2 separate regions of the Homo sapiens genome follow, and region 2 is linked to region 1. Evidence: chromatin loops called from intact Hi-C (ENCODE). Cell type or tissue: ovary. All regions are shown on one strand.

Evidence for each region. Hi-C counts contacts between places; a loop is a spot of excess contacts. Peaks named below come from ENCODE experiments on the same cell type or tissue, not always from the same donor. Only the 100,000 strongest peaks of a DNase experiment are listed, where the experiment ranks them.
Region 2: a loop joins it to region 1, with 2.8 times the contacts of the local background. A loop is called at or near these places in 106 of 110 quality-filtered maps.

What each region holds. Positions count from the first base shown.
Region 1 is chr16:55,698,347-55,706,346 of GRCh38, reverse strand. It overlaps SLC6A2 (solute carrier family 6 member 2), which reads right to left. Exons shown (of 15, transcript NM_001172501.3): 11 at 7,779-7,878; 12 at 6,693-6,793; 13 at 6,041-6,208; 14 at 4,413-4,484; 15 at 155-4,024. The coding sequence ends at 4,001. Among named protein-coding and RNA genes, the nearest start is that of SLC6A2, 46 kb to the right of the region's middle. In ovary, no CTCF peak of the experiment used is centred here; a DNase peak (open chromatin) is centred at 4,457.
Region 2 is chr16:55,838,263-55,846,262 of GRCh38, reverse strand. It overlaps CES5A (carboxylesterase 5A), which reads left to right. Exons shown (of 13, transcript NM_001143685.2): 13 at 1-109. Among named protein-coding and RNA genes, the nearest start is that of CES1, 9.2 kb to the right of the region's middle. In ovary, CTCF peaks have their summits at 3,029 and 3,228 (motif pointing right); no DNase peak of the experiment used is centred here.

The DNA of each region.
Region 1 (8,000 bases):
TTATAAAAAGAGTTATTTGATTAAAAGGTGGGTCACTATGACCAGACGCTCTTCTTTACTAGTTGGAAGCTGATCATAGATACACCCACCTCCCTTACATAATTTGTAGCATTCCACCTTCATGGAAGAAAGCATTCAGAACTCTGCTACCAGATACACAGCCCAGGAAACATTATTTATTATTCTGTACACTTATATTCCACAAAGAGAACAACTTTTAAAATCCATATCAGACACAGAAATCTGCATGACATTGGAACAGTCCATGACACAGAGAGGACACAATTGAAACAGTCTTTATTTACACGGAAGCAGAGAGACAGAGGGATGAGGGCAGGCACCCCAAAAGTGACTTCACATTCACCAATGTTTCAGTGGCTTCTAAGACCACAGCAGAGCTGTGGATCCTGGGACTCACAGGGTATGAAAATGTGTTACCCTCCAAAGCCTCAAAACAAAAGGGTTGGATTAAAAACAAATACCAAGTGTTTCTGGCATCAGTTGAAAAATATCTGAGAAAGAGGAACTATTGAATGTCCAGAAAAATCAAAGTTCTGGAGGCTAGAAATCTGACATTTCTCTGATAGAGAGATCACTGGTCATCAGTTCATTTTGGGAAATTCTTACAGTTAAGTGATGTGTTTCCTTCATTGTAAATTTAACAGGAGAGCATCATTATGGATACATGCAGGGTTTTCTTTAATGGAATGGGAACTTTGATGATCTGATATAACCCCTGATTTTAAAGACAAAGAATCTTGAAGCCCCAAAAGATGAAGCCACTATCCCCAGGCCACCCAGCTAGTCAGCTGCAGACCCAAGTCTGTAAAACTATATGCTGTGCTTTTTCCGCCACACTACACACCTTCTCTGTTTTTCTCTCTTCGGTGGCTTTCGAAGGAAATAAACAAATAAAGTGAGTTCAATGGGCTTCTTTACTAGGAAATGATTTCTTTGGTAAGAATGCTTCAGTCTCACATTAGCGAGGCTAGAAAACAGATCATATAGCAGGAACTGGCTCCCAGCTGAGCGGTAACTCCTTTTGAGAATTAAGGCAGCTTCAGGGATTTCTGTTCAGCAGGATATCTGGCAAGAGTTGGTAGCTCTCCTTCTCCCTTGTCTCGTTTTCATCTAGAATGAAAGCTAAAAGGTGGGTGCTAAATAACTAGACATTGAGTAGACGTAAATGTGATGTTCTCAAACTGATATTTTACATTTCATGAAAAATAATAATTCTTTAAAAACCTGAAAAAATATCAAAAGCGTCAAGTGTCATATACAGTACACAGCACCCTTGTCCCGGGTGACCTCTGCTATTAAAAACAAGCTACAAAAAGGAAGTCAAAGATGACTTAACATAAAGCCCATACTCTCTCTCCATTAAATGTGGGTGGAAAGGTAAACCCAAATGATCTCCAAGCACCTCCCCGAGAACTTCCAAGGGCTTTCTGGGTACCCCCACCCTCCCAGGGGACCCAGGCTTGGAGCCAGGTTCCCATCCCAGATTCAGGAGCCAACTTCCGCCGCAAGGCAGCACCACTGCGTTGGTTTGGTGTTGGTTCAGCTAGCACCACATCTCCGATTCACCCCGGGACAAATGTCTGGAGGCAGAAGGGGCCACATGCAGATGGCAAAGAGGAAATGGCAGGCTCTCTCGGAAGCACGACCCTGCTCTAATGCAAAAGGCTTTGCTGACTGTTTGCTCTCATTTCAACCAAGTAGACTCAGCTTTTCACATCCAACTATTCCAAAGAGTGATTATTTTCATCAAAAGAGAGCAGCTAAATAATTTCCTCTCTGGAAACCAGCTAGAGGAAAATAAATGGCATTCTCTCGCCCCTTCCCATCCTCCAACACATTGTTCTTTTGCTAAGAAATTTTCCTTTGCGGTTTGAATGAGTTTTTTAAAAATGACAGTCCTGGGTGGGGTGAACCCTATTGTGCAGGGAATATTCAAAATAATCTGGGCTGAGAGTCAGTGGATGTGAATTGAAGGCCCAACTCGATCTGTTAGTTGCTAAAAAACCTTGAGCAAGAGTGACTAAAATGCTGGGCCTTGGTTCTCTCACCTGGGAAATGGGGAGATAGAAGCTATAGCCCTGCAGTCCTCACTGGGCAGATGGCAGGTAATGTGCATTAAAGTGCTTTATTACAAACAAACAAACAAACAAACAAAAACAAAAACAAAAAACGAAAAGAAAAATGGTAACACCTAGGAAGAAGTTACCTTTTATGGGAGGATATAAAGTCACTAATGGGGCCCAGACCCCGACCTGATTGTTCTCCATTCTTAAGCCTCACTGTTCACAGGGCTCCAAGACACCTGCCACCTGGGCTGTCTCAGGCATTCAGCTGACCTTTTTATACAGAAAGATTCAAAGTCTCCTGATTTTCCCTCTTTTATCTATAGAATGACCTGAGGACCCCGACCCAGCAAGGAAACCTCAGGACCCTGGGAGACAAAACCATCTCCCTGCCCCACCCTGGTCCCCTCATAATCCTCTTCATGCAGGAACCACCAGGCTCAACAACACCCCAATTTGAGGCAAAGCACCTTCTTGACGTGCGAATGCAGCGGCTTCTTTATTTTTTCCCAAGATCCCGCAACAGGAGCTCCCACAGTCAGAATAAGAATCCCTCCAACAAGGGTGTAAGAGACTCTAACCATAAACAGAAACCCCTCCCAAAGATGCCACCAATTTAGCAAACTAGGAATCATTTCTCTTACGGAACTAAAACTAAACACCACCAGAGGGCACCAAGTGCAAGTTTGTATCAGAAGTAGATCCAAGTAGAAACCTAGAAATTCTCTGAAACCACCAAACTGTTCCATCCACTCTCAAAATTCTCCCCTCCACTTGAGAGAGTATTTCTGGGCTGCTTGTCTCACCCTGCCCTCCAAGGTGCCACATCTAGTGCATGAGAGTTTTTGCAGCCAACTCTCCATTTCTCAAGACCCCTGGTCCACTCCAGGTGGGATCCCCAGAGGGAGGCTGTGCAGGTGTGCAAGAACAATAAATTAACACAACAGCCTGTCAGGCTCCCTTTGGGCACCCACCTGGCCTTGTGAGGACAGCACGGTGAAGACACACATGAGGCCTCACTTGGTCCCTGCCCCCGTTTCCCCAGGCAGGTCTCAGGAAGTGCAGATGGGTTTCTGGGCTCCGTGTCTTACAGAGCAAGAGCAGCATGAGGCCTCAGTAGATGTGGCTTGCCACGTGGCCTCCACCAGCTTGTCTGATGCAGGTACCTCCTAGAACCTGCTCACTGTGGTTCATTTACCCTCTTCCTCCTGTCCCCCATATCTCTGGGCCATCTGACCACCAAAAGCTGGAGGAATGTTCCAGAACACACACATCAAACTCAGATTGGCCAGAGTGAAAATTAACTATGAATGTTTCTACTCAAAATCCCTCAAAGCATCTATCCACTGACTTCATTTTAGAGACAAATAAATCTAACTCCCAGGCTGAGGTTCAGACATGAGAGGGCTGTCTAGGGTGGGCAAGAGGAGGGTCTATGTACCTTCCCCAACCACCCCACTAAACTCAGCCAGATTTTGTTTGATTTTTGCTTTAGTTTTAGTTTTTTTTTTTTTTGGGAGGGGTATCTGATCAAAAGCCCATCCTCTCTCTGATTTGGTGGACTAAGAACTCCTGTGCCCAAAGTCTAGGCAAATGTGGTGGGGATTTCCGACCTCATGAACCTAGCTTCAGCAGGATCCCAAAGTGGGAGAGACTTCCCCCAAAACAGCGGGGACAGAACAGAAGTCATTTTCCTGTTTGCTCCTCTCCTCTGAGCTAACAGCCCCCAGGCCAGATGCACAGAAGGTGAACAAAAACTACAGTCACGAAATCATTTGTAAATGGGAAAAGAAGAGAGGATCAGAAAGGACAACTTCCAGGGGAGGAATCCCAAGATGGTGTCCGAGGTGGGAGCGCAGCGGATGCCTGTGACCTGGACATTGGCATGGGGGTTCCTCCTTCTCCTCCAGGCAGGCTCAGATGGCCAGCCAGTGTTGCAACTGCAGAGAAAGACAGCGAGGACTTGATGACATGGTGGGGACAGAAAGGAGCAAGGGCCAGCTGGCGGGGGCAGCAGGAGGTAGAGAGAAGGCAGAAAAACACCCCCTTCCTTCACGGACCTCAGGGAACGTGCAAGTTGATTCCCTAATTGTCACAGAGGCCCAGAAAGGGCAGCAGAACCTCCCCAAAGTCACAGGGCAAGCCTGAGGCCATGGGCTCAAGGTGAGCCTCCCTGTCCCCCATCCCGATGTTTCCAAGGGGAAAAGGCAGCTCACACTGGGTTTCTGGGTTTTCTGGATGTGATGTCTAGCCTTGGGCAGTGCACAGCAGGGAACAGCCAGGGCCCGCCCTTGTAATCTCCACCCCAGGGGTCTAGGCTTCACCCACCTGGAACTGTCTGATGTCCCTCTGAGCCACCAGGTGGTGCTCGTTCTCTGGCGTGATGCCATAGGCCAGTCTCTGAAAGGAAGAGAAGGGGAGGAGGCCTCAGCTTGGCCCAGGGACACCCTTCTGGCAGCCTGGCTGCACCCCCAGATGAGGGCCACCTGCTATTTGATCCTGCAGCCCCACATGGATAGCATTTGGGGTCTGTACAAGACACCTCCAGCTTTGTTTGTGGAGCTGGTCCATTGAGTCACTCATCCAGACACTGTTTCTTGAGCTGCCTACTGTGGTCAGACATGGGGCTAGGCCCTGTGGATCCAGACTTGAAGGAGACCCACACAGTCTCTACTTTGGGGGAGCTTACCGCCCATGTAAGGGACTGGCAATGAACAAACACACACATCATCTTAGACCCAGAATGGAGAAAGTGCAGCAGGGAGAGTGTGGAAGGAAGCCTCTGGCCCTGCAGGGAATCAGGAAAGCCCTCCTGCAGTGGAGGCACTTGTGGGGTCTCAAGCCATGTGTTCTGAACCAACAATTGATCACTGGTAGCAGGAAGCCTCTCCACTCCCAAAGTGTGAAGAATAGAAGGCTCAGGTCCCAGTTCCCATGTCTAGAATGAGGTCACTGAACACTGATCCTCCCAGTGACCCGGAACCAGACTTAGGGATTTCACAGACAGGAAATGTATCACAAAGAATGAGGATGGGGACTGTCTGTCTGTTACTCCCTTCCTTGAGTTTCCTTGTGGCTCCCAAGGATGCCTTCCATCCTCATTTTGTTTACCTGCCCTTGATTAGAATGTGAACTCCATAAGGGCAGGAATTTTTGTCTAGTGCCTCGAATACTACCCAGCATATATCTGCGTCCCAATAAATACCTTCCAAGTGAGTGGATAAAGGAATGAAGGAATGAAATCATCTTTGTTTTGTAAAGTAAGGATATGAGGAAAAGATTATCACTATTAGTTTATGAAAGAAAGGATATTTTAATCAAATAGGAGTGACATAATTTCAGAATAAAGGGCAGTTTCCTAAATATTTATATAAATGTGTGTGTGTGTGTATATATACATGTATGTATATACACACACATGTACATATATACATATGTATAAATATTGACATATATGCAGAATGCATAGAAAGAAATAGTTCAGAAATCTCTGGTTTAGGCTGATCAGATTATTAGGTTCTGGAAAGAGGCAGGTGAAAACCAGAAGGAGCAGATCACAGTGGGCTTGGATGGGGAGAGCTGGGACATCTTGGGAAATGACAAATCTTAGACAGAGACATCACAGTGAGCTGGGTTCAGGCAGTCTGTCTAATCAATCCTTAGTGAACTCCAGGGCTGAGCTCACCCCCAAGTAACATGTACTGAACACCTCCTGTGCGCCAGACACTGTGCTAAGTACTTCTTTTTTGTTTTGGGGTACGTAATATTATCCTCAATATACAGATGTGGAAACTGAGGCTCATGGGGGAAAATAACCTGGCCAATGAGGTGGGTCCGTTTGACCCTAGTGTCTGTGTCCTTCTGTCCCTTCCCCCACCCCAACAGGAATGAGAGTCGTCCCGTCTTCCCCCTCAGCCCCCTCCCACCCTGTTCCCCTGGGGAGGACCAGAGCTCACCTCCCAAAGAGAGCCCTGCGTGCTGAGGAACTTATAGATGACGTAGATGGGCACCAGGACCATGGAGGACAGGGCGATGCCCCACCCCACCCAGTTGGCCCAGGGCGGGAAGATGTAGTCGTCGTAGGTGAGTGGCTTGAAGTTGATGATGCTGACCACAACCACGAACTAGAGATGGGCAGAGAAGGGAGAGAAAGGAAGACAGGACAGAAGAGAGACAAGAAAGGAAAGAGAGAAGGAGGTGGAAGAAAGGTGGGAGAGAAATGAAGAGAAGTGAGCATCACAGCAAAGGGAGGAAATAAGGAAGGAGTGGAAAAGAGAAAGAGATGGAGAAATAAGAAAGAATTCAAGAAGCAAGTGATAATCAAAAGGAGGCAGATATGACAGGGAGCAAGAAAAGAGGAAGAACAGAAGGTGACTTTGGAGAAGGCATAACAGCCCCCGGGGACCTGGCCCCAGCTGGAGAACCCCCTAGTAAGGTGGATGTCTACCACGTTATCCACAGGGCCAAGCATCCCAAGTGACCCCTCTGCATGACCAGGGCCTCTGGATCCCAGAGCCTCCTCCCCTAAGAAGCAAATATCCTCACCCAGCTCCATCCTGGACACAGCCCCCTCCCCACATGCAGGACTTCCCTGCAGACACTACACACCAGGAGGAAGGCAGGACTGACGAACTTCCAGCACAGTCTCCAGTATAGACCCGGCCTGAACCCCATCATCTGCTGGATGTCGTTGCTGAACCTGTCCACTCCTGTGCACACACAGGGCAGGCCTGTTACCATGGCCCCCATGATAGCCAGGGCCAGGTCCTCCCATGAGGTTCTGGCCCCAGGTGGAGAGCAGGGCAGTGAGGCAAGATGCTGATACCCTGGAACTAGGGAGACTCGGGGATGGGCCCTTTGTAATGCAGAATGAGGGAGAGGACAAACTCTAGGACAGTATCCCCTTTCATGTGTCACCCCAATTCACCTGTCAGAGGGAAACCTGGGCTCAAAGAGGTGAGGGGATTTGCCCCAAATTCCAGAGCCAGTTGGCCTGACTCCAAAGCCCAGCTCTTTCCTCTTGGTTACTCTTGCTCTGAAAATAACAACAACTATGCATACAGCACATTCCCTGACTTCAATCTGATAGGAGAGCCCAGACTCTTCCATTGAATCTCTTTCTGAGTGGCAGCAGAGTGAGAACAGGACTAACATGTTGGTGTGACACTTGGTGGGGAAAAACAAACAATTAACACATTTAAGGGTTTGTAAAATATTCTCTCAGTTCTGTTCCAGAATAAGTTTGCCAGAAAAAATACAAGATACCCAGTTAAGTTTGAATTTCACATAAATAATGAAAAAAATTAGGGTAAGTATGTCCGATGCAATATTTGAGCTATACTTATACTAAATAATTATTTGTTATTTATCTGAAATTCAAGTTTAACTAGGCAACCCGTGTTGTGTTTGCTAAATCTGACAACCCCCTGGTAGGATGAATTATATGACTTGGGGGTCAGCATTTTCCTAAGGGTTCCTCTTTTAGGAGTTGATGCCCAGGGGCCTTTGCAGCCTCCTGTTAAGGGCAGGTTCATCCAAAGATGAGCCGAGGATTGAGATTTGTTCCCAATAAGTGACTTGCTGGACTCTGGAATTTTAGGTGGCTGTCCTGGAAATGGAAGGCCTCCCTGCACACCTCCAGGTGCAGGATTCTAGGAGGACTGGGAGCTGAGGCTTTTCCACACACTCACATACCATAAAACCAGGAAACTCCGATGGCTTCCATGAGGACAGCAAAAAGGATGGAGGTGCCCGCAGCAAAGGTGTCCAGGAGGGTCAAGACGTAAATTCCACCCTGGCACAGGGAGAGAAGAAGCCAAGAGGCCCTCTTTGGTCAAACGTGGGAACTGATTGTTGTGTCTGTCAACTCTTACCTGCCCCCTGTCCCACTTGCTCGGAGCTCTATTTGAAAACCCA
Region 2 (8,000 bases), 140 kb before region 1:
TTGGAAGGCAACAAGATTTCTTCAATAAATTTGGAAGAGGGCTGGCCTATTAGTTGTCATAATAATGGTTTTGTAACTCATATGAAATAAAATCAGAATGTAAAATAGGTATACGGGGGCAGAATTTAATTCTGTGCTGATAACACTCCCCATGCCCCCAGCACCCACTTTCTATCAGAGAAGGTGTCTGTGTATGTTACCCAAAATGCAAGTCCCCCAACCCCAACCCATTGGGGCTTCAGCCGCAAGCCAAGTATGGATGTCTTGGATGTCATGGGTTTGAGCTGGGTCTCTTCTCTGGCTCAGAGAGATGTGTGGGTGACGGGGTATCCTCAGCCATGGAAAGCTGCCATCATCCAGAATAAAAAACCTAGAAGTCAAATTCTAGGCATCAAGGGTCGGATCAGCAATGCCAAGAAGAAATGAAGCTTCCCTGGTGGGGTCGAGATGAATCTGTCATTCAATAAATCTACACTGGCTGGGCAGGGTGGCTCATGGCTGTAATCCCAGCAGTTTGGGAGGCTGAGGCAGGTGGATCACTTAAGGTCAGGAGTTCAAGACCAGCTTGGCCAACATGGTGAAACCCCGTCTCTACTAAAAAAATACAAAAATTAGCCGGTCTTGGTGGCGTGTGCCTGTAGTCCCAGCTACTCGGGAGGCTGAGGTGGGATAATCACTTGAACCCGGGAGGTGGAGGTTGCAGGCAGCAGAGGCCACACCATTGTACTCCAGACTGGGTGACAGAGCGAGAATCCTTCTCAGAAAAAAAAATAAGATAAGATAATAATAATAAAAACATAAAAAATAAATCGACACTGAGCGTCTGATATATACCAGGCGTATCCCCACTAGGGATATAGCAGTGAACAAAACATGGCTGCTACCAAAGAGTGAGCAAACAGACATTAAGCAAACATTCACGCCAGTGGATATCTCATACTGTAACTTTGATAGGTGTTACTCAGGAGAATAAGGTGTTTTCAAGAAAGTGTAACGGAGGGAACCTAAGTGAGATTAAAGTCTTAGGAGGCTCTCTCTGGAGAAATAGCATTTACATTAAGAAAGGACAAATCAAAGTTAGTCACAGGGTAGGGAGAATGTTAAATACCATCATTCAAAGGATGCACTCTTACTTTGTATAGCCACATAATCCATATTATATCCATATAATTCACCAGGGTAATTAGTTTTTCTTCGTGATTGCTTCAAGATTACATAAGATGCATACAATAGGAGGGTTTCTGAGATGCCAGTAACTCATCTGGGTGAGAGATCTCCAACTCAGTGCCCGAATCAGACCCCCTGAAGTGTTTTGTTTGGCCCACACAACGTTAAACATGTTTTGGAATTTGTTGCCAGCAAATTTTAAATTAGGAAAATTTCACATTAAATGCCATATTTCCAGCTTCTTCAGGAAACAACAATAACAAGAAAACCCAGAAGATACTGTTACCGAGCTGCATTCCCACATGATAACCAGCACTTCTGGCGGTCCATACAACCTTTTATGCAAATTACAAGGTGCCCCTTCCTCAAAACCTTCTACAGACATCTTCCATGAAACTGCCATGGATAAATATCTGCATTTATGATGCAAATGACACCTTCTCTAAAGTGTTACCCTTCTGCAGTGCACTACCTGTGCAACTGTCCTCAGCAAAGATAGAGTAATCTGCAGGAACTGAGAGGTGGCTGCCCCCTTTGCAGAGGCCTAAGTTCTCAACGTGCCACAGTCCACACCATACCCCTTTGTGCTGTGCCTGGTCTATTTTACTCACTGATATTACCCAACCTCTGAAGGTGTTTAAGTTTGGACCCTTGACCTCTCATTTCATAGTGAACCTCAGAGAGGTGAAACGATTCACCCAAGATCACTCAGCAAGTATGCAGTGTGAGCAAGTTAGCAGTAAGTCAAAACCAGGCCTTAAGGCTCTTGTCACTTCAGAGCAGGACTCTTACTGCCATGCAGCTACCTCTCTCATCAGATGGTCCAAAGCATTCGGTTGTCTCTGGATTAGGTGGTTGTGGGAGGGGTGGATCAGAGATGCTCTGGGCCACTTTATGGCTCTAGGCCGTGAAAGCAAGCTGGAAACTGAATTGCCTCTGCAGCTGCAGAAGACTAATTTCTATATTGATATTTGGAAAAACTAACAGCTAGAAAACACCACTCAACTCATTTTTAAAAATACGATCATATTAAATGACATTACACGCATCATTTATATATTGCTCGCAGTGCCAGCATCCTCAAATGTGTTTCTAATTTTGGTAGATATCTTGCTAGGGGGAGCACATTTCTAAGTTATCCAGATATAGGGCCCTCTTTCCTTCTCTTTCTGTCCACATGCAATCAGATGCTTTGTGGAGTTAAAGTTGACATTTATTTAAATGCCACTTTGTGTCTGTTTTTTTCCCCTTTAATTTAGAGTTTTCTATCTGGAATGTAAGTAAAATAATCACTTGGAGGGTTTTTCTAAAATACCAATGGCCAGGCCACTAGCCAGTCAATCGGAAGCAAAATCTCCTTGGATGGGACCTAGAAGTATTTTCAGTTTTCTGGCATTTTAATGAACACCCCGATTAAGAACCACTGGGTCTTAAGAGTGTGGCATATGTATTTTTCAAGTTCCTAGAGGCTCTCCAAAACAACAAAAAAATCTGCTTTATTTTCTGCCTGGTGTTGACGTGTCACAGTTTCTTTAGCCACTAGTCTTATCCTGGATATTTATGGTCATAATTTGATGAGCAACATTGGGAATGACTTCTTTTTTTTTGTTTTGTTTTGAGACAGAGTCTCACTCTTTCACCCAGGCTGGAGTGTAGTGGCGCGATCTCTGCCCACTGCAACCTCCACCCCAGTATTTTTACTTTTAAATATTATTTATGGCATCTAGATTTGCATAAGATGGACTGGGTCAACGGCCATGCCCTTTATAAGTCAATATTTTTGAGTTCTACAAATTCACTTTCCTAAAGCGCCAAATCACATCCTACTCACCAGCAAGACAGGTACACATCATTTTCACAATCACTTCTAATTTTCCACCATTGTAAAAAAAATAAAATATTTAACCACTTTCTTATTGTAAAATAAACAATTTACTTTTCCAGGACCCACTGCCTCCCCCTCCCCACTCTCCCCTTTTTTTTAAACAATCTTGAACCCTATCCATTAAATTAAATCAAAGCAAAACTTTAGGGACAAACTACGTCGGTCTTCACCTGTGAATTTCCTGATGTCCAGTAGAGGGCAGCATTATCACAAAGGAAAAACGCTTCCCTCTATTCTGAGGCTCCTGAGATGCTGGTGGTGTGACATCGCAGAACTTGGACTGACAATAAGACCATGCCAAATAGTTAAATTATATACAAGCCAATACAATATAGTGTTATCCATTCCATCTGTAACATTTGGAAAGAGGAAAAGGCAGAATCCACTCCCTGAAAAGTCTGACTGAAAAGACTAAACTCACTAGCAGAACAGAGGTTGGAGCCAGCAGTTTTTCCCTTTTCCACCTCCTGGACTTTCCCATTAAGTCTCCAGGAGCCTACCTCAGAGGGACATAAGGGATTTCCTCTCCTTGGACCAACTCAGTCCAGATTCCCCCAGGGCAGAGCTGCAGGGGAGGGTGGGAAGCGGGCTCAGGCCCTGCACCTGGGTAGCTGCCCCACCTGGTGCTGCCCCAGGTAGCGCATCTACAAGATGAGCCTCCCTTCCCCCAGCAGGGACAGATCCCACTCAGTCCTGCCCCGTATGCTCTGCTAAAAGTTCGTATTGAGAGTGTGCCTCATTATTCCCAAGGACGGGAAGGGCTGGGGAGAAAAAAACCTACCTTGCCGCTTGATTGTCTCAAAATACAAGGAAATTCATTGCAAAGAGCTCGCTGTGCTCCATGAATGGGGTGGAGCTCAAGTCTGAAATTAAAGGATGGGTAGGAAGGGGGATGGCCAGCCACAGCATGGCGGAAGTGTGACCCTGAGCAGTGGTGGCAAGGGGGCCAGCCCACGGGCAGCAGGGCTGGTGTTGGCAAGGTTGCTGGAGCACACTGTGGGTGCCTGGAGGACAGCTTTTCTACCTTGACCTTTAGGAAACAGACTTCTCTCTTTATCGGAAGATAATGCCATAAAATATCTATCTATCTATCTGTCTGTCTGTCTGTCTGTCTGTCTGTCTGTCTGTCTATCTACCTATCTACCTACCTACCTATTATCTATCATCTATCAATTATCTATGATCTATCTATTATCTATCTAATCTATTTATTTCATTTATTACATTTATTTATGTAATTGTGTTTCAAGCTCTATTCACCTCCTGAACTTTTCATATGAGAGAACAGAACTCTGGCTGATACCTTCGGTATTTTTAGAAGGATTGGTACACTTTGATTGTTATTTATCACTATATAAGTCCTCCATTAGTTTCACTGCATGCAACAATTGAGTTATAGAAGCACATTTCTGAAAATAAGTTATTCAATGGGAAAAATGGACTGTTGATGGCCAATTAGTAATATGAAGGCAAGGACAAACTTGTCCACCATCATGAGAGCTTGTTTGGTGGCCAGGCATTGACTTCATCAAGAGTCATCATTACTGCAGCCATTACATGAGCTTTGGGAAACTTCTTCCTTTTGACACTCAGATCTCTGGACAGAAATCATCTTATGTTGACATCTGGCAAGGCCCTTCCGATATTCTGTTGTAATTAGGTGGTTGGAGTTCCTGGGGTCAGCCCAGTTCTAGGAGTGGCAGAGGCAAAGAGCCTCCAGGAAACTTTGGCCTTGGGGTGGAGCTCAAAGGGGAGAGGTGCACTCCCCATGGGCATAAATGGGGGTTACCTACACCCCAACTTCTACAGGCATCCAATACCCCTAAACCCAGAGAGTCTTTTCTGTCTCTATTCTGATTGCATAGGTGCATGGTGGTGTCTTTCTTTCCAGGAGTTAACGTCTCCTTTTTCTGTTCTAAAACTAGTTATCGTCATTCTGTTGGCCTCTCAGTGTCCAAAATGCTGTCATTTCTTCTTTCACAGTTTGTCAGTGTGGGTTTGTAGCTTTAAAAACTTTATTTCACTGTTTTTTTTTAGGATAATTGGAGGGGGGAAATAAAAAATTTTGGATCCCTCTTCTTTCACAGGAAGTGGTAAACCGTTTTTCCTTTACACAAACATTTAAAAACAATTTTTTCTACCTTTCTGACAGCTACATTGCATCCCATAGTATAATACTCAATAAATTATTTAACTGTCTACTATTGTTAGCCATTCGAATGATTTCCTATTTTGTACCATTGTCAACTTCACTGAGGTGACCACCTGATACATATATCTTTGGGCTCATTCAGAATTATTCCTAGAGAATAGTGCTTTAAAATAAAGGTTTTATCATTATTTAGGTATGGCAGGCCCACCAATCAGATGTCAGCCATTGAAAAAGCAATTTGGGCTGGGCATGCTGGCCCACATCTATAATCCCAGCACTTTGGGAGGCCAAGGTGGATGGATTACCTGAGGTCAGGAGTTCGAGACCAGCCTGACCAACATGGTGAAACCCTGTCTCTACTAAAAATACCAAAAAAAAAAAAAAATAGCTGGTGGTGGGTGCCTATAATCCCAGCTACTCGGGAGCCTGAGGAAGGAGAATCACTTGAACCTGGGAGACAGAGGTTGCAGTGAGCCAAGATTGTGCCATTGCACTCCAGGCTGGGCAACAGAGCGAGACTCTGTCTCAAAAAAAAAAAAAAAAAAAAAAAAAGAGAAGAAAGAAAGAAAGAAAAGAAAGAAAGAAAGGATAAGTAGCTTGTTACTCACAGATCCCAAGACAAGACGAGGGGGCACTCCATGCCATGGGAGCAGGAGGCTGCACAGACAACGCTGGAGTCCATCAGAAGGTGGTGGTGATGGGGATGTGGCAAAAGGTGTTCCTGTGGTTTCCCCGGGAAGGAAGAGGTGAGGCAGGGTGAGCAGGTTTAGGAGTGGTTAGTTTGAACAATTTCAGGGGGCTCTGCAGCATTGGGGCTGTTCCATCTGGTACCTAGCTCTGGGGTGATTAGGGTGCGAGGCTATTAGTTCACAGTGGGAGAGCCCATGAAGGAGGTGGTTGGGGATGTGGGCTCTGGATCGGTGAGTTTATGTATGAAAGGCACACTAAGAGACAAGTGGCTTATATCTCTAGCAATTGGCTAACCATGGGAGGAGCAGTCCCTCTAGGAGCAAAGCCCTGCATGTCAAAGTGTCAGAATGGAGAAAATAAAGAACATGGTTAATAAAAAATAGCTGGGGCAAAAGGGATGCCTTTTTGAAATGTTAGGATAGATTTTGCCAAATTGCCCCCAAGGAAGTTTGAACTAAATGATCTCTCACATCAGTGGTGAAAGTTCCTTGTTTTCTATATTGTTGCCACTAGGCACTACCGCCAAAAGAATTGTGGTAAAACTCCTTGCAAATTCAATAAGTGCCATTTGGGTATCTGGTTTGAATTTGCGTGTCTTGGTGTGTGTGCTATTCATCTGGGAAAATGGTATTTTGTGGATGTGAAGACCCCTTGGAACCTGATTGGTGGGATGGAGGGGGATTGTGGACTGTACCCACCCCGATGTGGTCCTGGCCTCCATAGAAGTACAGCTATGTGGGAAGTTTCAGAGGACTGCAACCTTCCCATCTCAGCTGTGACCCAGCCCACGAAGGATTCTAGAGATTTTGTCCCTTGCATGACCTTCTAAAGTGAGAACACAGGGCCAACAGCAGTAGATCCTGAGATTTGGTCAGACCTTTGTGCAGTCCAGCTTTTTGGAGAAGCTTATGTCATTTATGCTTGCTGAGTCCTATGTAAGCCCCAAAGCCAAGCTTTCACAAGCTAGGACTTAGGCACCTTTGAAAAGGAGAAGTTTATCTTCCACCTTCCCGAAGAGTGTGTAGGAGGTTCCCCTTGAGAGTAACCACTGGTCCCTCCAGATGGCTTGGCTGCTTCTGCCAGGCTCTACTTTCAGAAACGCCCTTCATTGTGCAATTCTCAGAATTAAAGCCTTTCAGTGTCTCTTCATTGTCCAGGGATGAAGTCTGTTGTCCTTGGCTTGGCATTGAAGCTCTCTGTCCTCCATTCACCCTTCCATTGCAACTGGCCTCCCCAAGAAGCCCCTGAATCTGCCTTGTTCCAATGCTAATTTCTTCTCTGCCTCCCCAAATTTTGTCCATCTCTCAATACCCGCTACCATCAAGAGTCATCACAGTTATGGGCATTAACATATATGAATATTGATAGTTCTCAGGGCAAGAAAACACACAGAACATGCCTCTCCATGGAGGCCACTCTATTCACCTGGATGTTTATAATGTAATCTATAGTTTGACTTTACAGGGCTCTTTCCAGATTATAATTCAATCTTCACTTTTCTGTGTCTAAATTTTTACATTGCTTTCTGAATCATCTTTTTTCCCATTTTATTCTTAACAGGCTAAAGGAAGGCTTAATAAAGTAGAGCTAATGAATAGGATCTGGGTTTATAATCAGGCTTTTGTGATTTGAATCAAAGAAATGCAAAAACTTCGTGTTTATCAGAGTGTGGTATACTTATTCCTGGAGTTATGCAAGATCATTTTAGATGGCACACAAACTAAAAACCACTTATAGAATGGCTGTTTATTTATTTTGCTGTGTATTAGGGAAAAAACCCTTACTATCAAGTCCATGGTTTAATGGATATTACCTGTGACAAGGATTGCTGGCAGTCTGTTAAAATCTGTCCCACCTTCCTTGGTACACAGCCAGATTACATTTTCCAGCCTTCGTTGCAATTAGATTGAACATGTGAATAAGTTCTCACCAATGTCCTCTGAGTGGGAGTGGAGAGTGCCACAGCCAGGCCTGGCCCATACAAATGCTCCATGGTCACACTTCTGCTCCTACCTCTTCCAGGTGACAGGCAATTGACACCTATGGCAACTTTAGAAACCATGAGTGAAGGAAGGCAAAGCCACCATAGCTTAGATCAGGACTGAG